Regions from separate parts of the Homo sapiens genome. Here region 2 is linked to region 1. A link is a loop called in an ENCODE intact Hi-C map of the cell type or tissue named here. Cell type or tissue: HepG2. All regions are shown on one strand. Each heading gives the region's core, and the rest is flanking DNA. Links, peaks and the distances in the headings are about the cores only.

Region 1 (2,802 bases), core at 263-2,762:
GTCAGGGTATGCTGTTTGCTGATGGGCAGGGACACCCCTGCAGGGTCTCGGGCTCTGAGCCCAGGACATTCCCTGCCCCTTACTCACCTTGGCTGTGGGCTGTGAACATTCCGGGACCCTGGGCATCTTATCTAGGTCCGTGCAGCCCAAGGGTCAGCCCTCTTGACTGTCACATGCTGCCCCCACCCAGCCTAAAATAAAGAGCTCACTGCTGTGCTTCGCCGTGTGGCTCCCTCAATCCCCACCCCACTGGCCAGGCAGCACAACCACCCCTGCTGCCCATGGCAGAGGCCGCTGAGGATGTGGGGGACGAGCCACAGCCCAGCCCCAAACCAAGCCTGGCCCAACCTCTTGAACATCTGCCAGCCTCCGAGACCCTCTGCATAGAAGCAGGGTCCTCTTGGGGCTGTGCCTGGCCAGGCAGGTGTGGGCTTCACCCTCTTGGACAGGAGAGCTCTGCAGGGCATCAGTGGGTGGGAAGGGTGGGGTGAGGCTGGGGTCCAGGTCATCACTGGGGACCTGAGCCCAGAGCAGTCACCCGAGGGTCTCAGGAATCATCGTTCTGTGCATGGCGACACACACATGCTCTGAGGTGCACAGAAGGCTGCCGGGCGTGGACAGCATCTGCCAGGGCGGTGTGGGCAGATCAGGATGGAGGGCTCTTCTGCAAGAAAGGCACCCCTGGCACCTTGAGATGCCATGAGGAGGCAGGTGGCAGGGCTGGTGGGGTGGGAGGTCCCAACCCTAGATGCTACCAGGAGCTGGCTGGGGGGCAGTGTTGCTGTTCTCAGGGAAACAGTCTTAAAAGCAGTAGCTGTGGACCTCGGTGGGATGCTCTGTGCTTGCACCCTGAGCAGGGGCTGGTTTACCCGCCAAGGACCCCATAGGGAGACAGAAGTGTCTCTCTGGGTGGGGCAGAGCTGGAGCATCTGCCCCAGCCCTCGATACGAACCCCAGCTGGCCACGGTGCCTTGGAGCTTGGGCTGCTCCGGCCTCAGCGTTGGTGTCTAGAAGATGGGATTTTAAAGTCCGCTTCATAGAATGGTGGAGATGAGCTGTGTCTTGAACAAATCCTGGCGTGGGAGCCCCTGCTGGCTTGGCATCGGGGCCACACCTGCAGCCTGCACACTGTGGGGGCCGGGAACGTCCTGGCTCAGCTGTATCCCTGGCGCTGAGACCCGGCAGACATGTTCAAGTGCTGCTGTTTGCTGTGCAGCTTTGCCCTCGCTGAGCCTGCAGCTCCCCCATAAGACAGGAATGAATAATAGCAGCTTCCTTTTAGAAATCCTACAAATGGCCGGGCGCGGTGGCTCACGCCTGTAATCCCAGCACTTTGGGAGGCCGAGGTGGGCGGATCACGAGGTCAGGAGATCAAGACCATCCTGGCTAACACGGTGAAACCCCGTCTCTACTAAAAATACAAAAAATCAGCCGGGCGTGGTGGCCCGCACCTGTAGTCCCAGCTACTCGGGAGGCTGAGGCGGGAGAATGGCGTGAACCTGAGAGGCAGAGGTTGCAGTGAGCTGAGATCGTGCCACTGCACTCCAGCCTGGACGACAGAGAGAAACTCCGTCTCAAAAAATAAAAATAAAATAAAAAGTAATGGCTGGGCGCAGTGGCTCATGCCTGTAACCCCAGCGGTTTGGGAAGCCGAGGCGGACGGCTCTTTTGAGGTCAGGAGTTCGAGACCAGCCCGGCCAACATGGCGAAACCCCGTCTCTACTAAAAATACATAAATTAGCTGAGCGTGGTGGCGGTAGTCCCAGTTACTCAGGAGGCTGAGGCCGGAGAATTGTTTGAACCTGAGAGGCAGAGGCTGCAGTGAGCCGAGATCACGCCATTGTACTCCAGCCTGAGCACAGAGCGAGACTCCATCTAAAAAAAAATAAAAATAAAACTATTCTGCATAAGCAGTGTCCAAATCATAACAAAAATCAAATGAAAAGTAAACAAGATGTAACCTTATATCCATTGGACCGGAGAAGATGAGGAAGCTGGACGATGCTGAGTACAGGAGGGGGAGGGAGCTCACGCACACTGTGGGGTGGACACGGCAGTGGCCCCAGGGGACCAGGTGCAGTCCTGGAGTCCAGGTAAGTGTGGACGGAACCTCCGACCTGGCAAGGCTGCTGCCGGTTTTAGAGGATGTATATGCAGTGGAGGCAATGGAGTGTCTGTCCCGGGAGGGCAGGGAAGGACGGAGAATCCACACGGCAGCTCATGGAGTGTCCATCCCCGGGCAGGAAGGGAGGGAGCCGTGAATGTGTACAGCCCACGTAGCCACCGCTGCCTAACAAACTACCCCAACTCAGGGGCTTAAATACTCAAGACGCCAGGCATGGTGGTTCACACCTGGAATCCCAGCACTTCGGAAGGCTGAGGCGGGGGGATCACTTGAGCCCAGGAGTTTGAGACCAGCCTGGGCAACATAGTAAGGCCCCCCTCTCTACTAAAAAGTTAAAAATTAGGCTGGGCACCGTGGCTCACGCCTGCAATCCCAGCACTGTGGGAGGCCGAGGTAGGTGGATCACCTGAGGTCAGGAGTTTGAGACCAGCCTGGCCAACATAGTGAAGCCCTGTCTCTGCTGAAAATACAAAAAGTACAAAAATCAGCCAGATGGCTCCTCAGCATCATGGGAGGCTGTTTCTAGGTGGTAACCCAATGACCAGGGGTTGGATTCATCCGAAGAGCTGTCTGCTGTCTATGGTTGGTGCCAGCTGTCGGCTGGGACCTCATTCAGGGCTGTCGGAACGACGACGTGAGGACTGGATGTGTTGCCAGGGGCTGCCAAAACGACCACA
Region 2 (2,802 bases), core at 252-2,751, 120 kb before region 1:
GTCTCAAAAAACAAACAAACAGAAAAAGGGACTCAACGAGAAGCACTGTAGAGATTGATGTAGGTCAGTCATTAAGTCAGCTTGGAAAGCTTTAGAGCAGGGGTGTCCAATCTTTTGGCTTCCCTGGACCACACTGGAAGACGAATTGTCTTGAGCCACACGTAAAATACACTAACAATAGCTCTGTGCATAAATCTCACAATGTTTTAAGAAAGTTTAAGAATTTGTGTTGGGCTGCATTCAAAGCTTTCCTGGGCCGCATGCAGCCCACAGGCCGCGGGTTGGACAAGCTTGCTTTAGATCAAGGCCATTTCTACAGTTATGGATTGCCTGCATCTAAAAACATGCTCCTTGTCCTTCATTTCCAGTAGATTAGGAAATCCTGGGAGAGGGAAATTATCAGTAACTGGGCTGCTCCGCTTGGGGACAAACTAGAGACATTTAGTATGATGATGAATCCAGCAGTGCTTGGGGCTGGACAATCACTTTATCAAGTTATCACATTAACAGAAACACCCCCAAAATGTTTATCTCATGGTACCAGCTGCTCATTCATGCCAATTTACCAGGCACTGATTTCTCATGCCTGGGGAAAGAGCAGGGCAACCCCAGGTAGGTGCCTGCCCCTCTGTTCTTACAGGCAGAGCAACGATACACAAGGAAACAAAGACCAGCACAGCAGGTGGGGAAGGGCTCCAGGTGCCGACATCAATCAGGAACCCACTGGTCATGTTTGCTTTTGCCCATGCTCTGTGTTTGGTGCTTTGAATAATATCAGACGGAGCCCTTTGAGGGGCTGTAAATCTTCTCCACACCATGGCAGTGCACTCAGAGGGGCTGTGTGGCTCATGACTGCAGTTGGCCACAGATTAAAAAGCTCTAGGAATTATACCTCTCAGCATCTTTACAGACAGAGCCTAGAAGATCTCAACTGTAGGTTCCTGGAGGCTGAGAAGGTAAGTTGGCGCTGGTTCCCCAGGTGTTCTGTGGCTCTAATTACACAGAGAATTCCAGGGTTCTTCATTTCAGGAGAGGAGTGCAGGGCCCCAGGGTACAAGGTGGCATAGCAAGAACCCTGAGTGCCTTGGGACAGAAGTCAGAGCAAGTCAGACACAAAGTCAACTTCAGGTCAAAGGCCTCCTCCACCATCTGGACTCAGGCAGAGCCACTTCACCTGGGGCCAGTGGAGTGCAGAGGTTTCTTTGGCCACGCCTTACTCATTCCATTTCAGACTCAAAAACAAGGTTGGCTCCTCCCAAGGGATTATGTGCACACTGTACTGGTGAGCAGCCTGGCCTCCTGCACCCCCGAGGCCCCTGAATACTCTCTTTGTCACAGTCTGTGCAGCCAGGCAGGGTCAGAGCTCAGGGGCCCAGGAGGAAAAGCAGACATTTGAGAGCCCTGGTTTTGTGTTGTGTTTATTTTAGGGTAACTATACAGGCCGTGGATCCCAAGGGGTGCAAGACTGAGCCAGGCTGGGCTTGATCTCTGAAAGGGAACTCACGACAGATCTGAGGGAAGGGTTCCGGCCCGGGGTGCTCCAGGGTTTCTAGGCTGGTGACCGACACAGAGGCTGAGCATGGCTGAACCCAGACACCGCGAGGGATCCAGACCATGCGGCGGAATGCGTGGCCATGGGGAGGTCCCAGAGCAGAGACAGAGGAAGCCCTGGACAGCAGGCGGGCTGGGTCAGCGAGCAGGACCCGTGCGGTATGGTGAAGAGAGACACACGCTGCGATTCTGAGTCAGGAGATGAGAGAAATACTCAAGGCCCTGTCTGCTTCCTATTGAGGGTGGTCAGAGTTATTTACACATGCTGAATTTGTTTCTCTTTTGAACAGATAAAGCAAGGTGGTTAAAAATGAATGGGTCCTGGCTGGGCGTGGTGGCTCACACCTGTAATCCCAGCACTTGGGGAGGTTGAGGCGGGTAGATCACCTGAGGTTGGGGGTTGGGAGTCTGAGACCAGCCTGACCAACATGGAGAAACCCTGTCTCTACTAAAAATACAAAATTAGTCAGGCATGGTGGCGCAGGGCTATAATCCCAGCTGCTCGGGAAGCTGAGACAGGAGAATCTCTTGAACCCGGGAGGTGGAGGTTGCGGTGAGCCATGATCTCGCCATTGCACTCCAGGCTGGGTGACAAGAGCGAAACTCTGTGCCTCAAAAAAAAAAAAAACAAGAATGGGACATGCTGAGATGTGTCACTTAGACACTAGTTCCTGTGTGAACATGGGGTTGACAAGCTCCTCCCCACGTGACAGCAAACATCGTCTCAGATGGTGAAAGCACCTCCAGTGCCCGCCCAGGGGCCTGAACGTTGTAAGATGAGAGAACTAGGCTGGACGTGGCGCCTCACACCTGTCGTCCCAGCACTTTGGGAGGCTGAGGTAGGAGGACCAAGAGCCTGGGAGGCGGAGGCGGAGGTTGTAGTGAGACGAGATTGCGCCACTCTAGCCTTAGTGGCAGAGTGAGACCCTGTCTCAAAAAAAAAAAAGGCCAGGCGCGGTGGCGCACGCCTGTAATCCCAGCACTTTGGGAGGCCGAGGCGGGCGGATCACCTGAGGTCAGGAGTTTGAGACCAGCCTGGCCAACATGGCAAAACCCTGTCTCTACTAAAAATACAAAAATTAGACAGGCGTGGTGGCAGGCACCTGTAATCCCAGCTACTCGGGAGGCTGAGGCGGGAGAATCGCTTGAACCTGGAAGGCAGTGGTTGCAGTGAGCCAAGATCATGCCACTGCAGTCCAGCCTGGGCAACAGAGTGAGACTCCATCTTAAAAAAAAAAAAAAAAAAGAATG

Evidence for each region. A loop is a pair of places that touch in the nucleus more often than their neighbours do. Peaks named below come from ENCODE experiments on the same cell type or tissue, not always from the same donor. Only the 100,000 strongest peaks of a DNase experiment are listed, where the experiment ranks them.
Region 2: a loop joins it to region 1, with 2.3 times the contacts of the local background. A loop is called at or near these places in 7 of 110 quality-filtered maps.

The regions. Positions count from the first base shown.
Region 1 is chr16:89,704,548-89,707,349 of GRCh38, reverse strand. VPS9D1 (VPS9 domain containing 1) reads left to right here. Exons shown (of 15, transcript NM_004913.3): 15 at 1-216. Among named protein-coding and RNA genes, the nearest start is that of SPATA2L, 4.2 kb to the right of the region's middle. RefSeq lists enhancers at 463-963, 941-1,120. In HepG2, for the core only: a CTCF peak has its summit at 1,231; a DNase peak (open chromatin) is centred at 1,229.
Region 2 is chr16:89,821,171-89,823,972 of GRCh38, reverse strand. No RefSeq gene overlaps it. Among named protein-coding and RNA genes, the nearest start is that of SPIRE2, 5.9 kb to the left of the region's middle. RefSeq lists an enhancer at 1,611-1,780. In HepG2, for the core only: no CTCF peak of the experiment used is centred there; DNase peaks (open chromatin) are centred at 721, 1,302 and 2,252; H3K4me3 peaks cover 1,745 bases.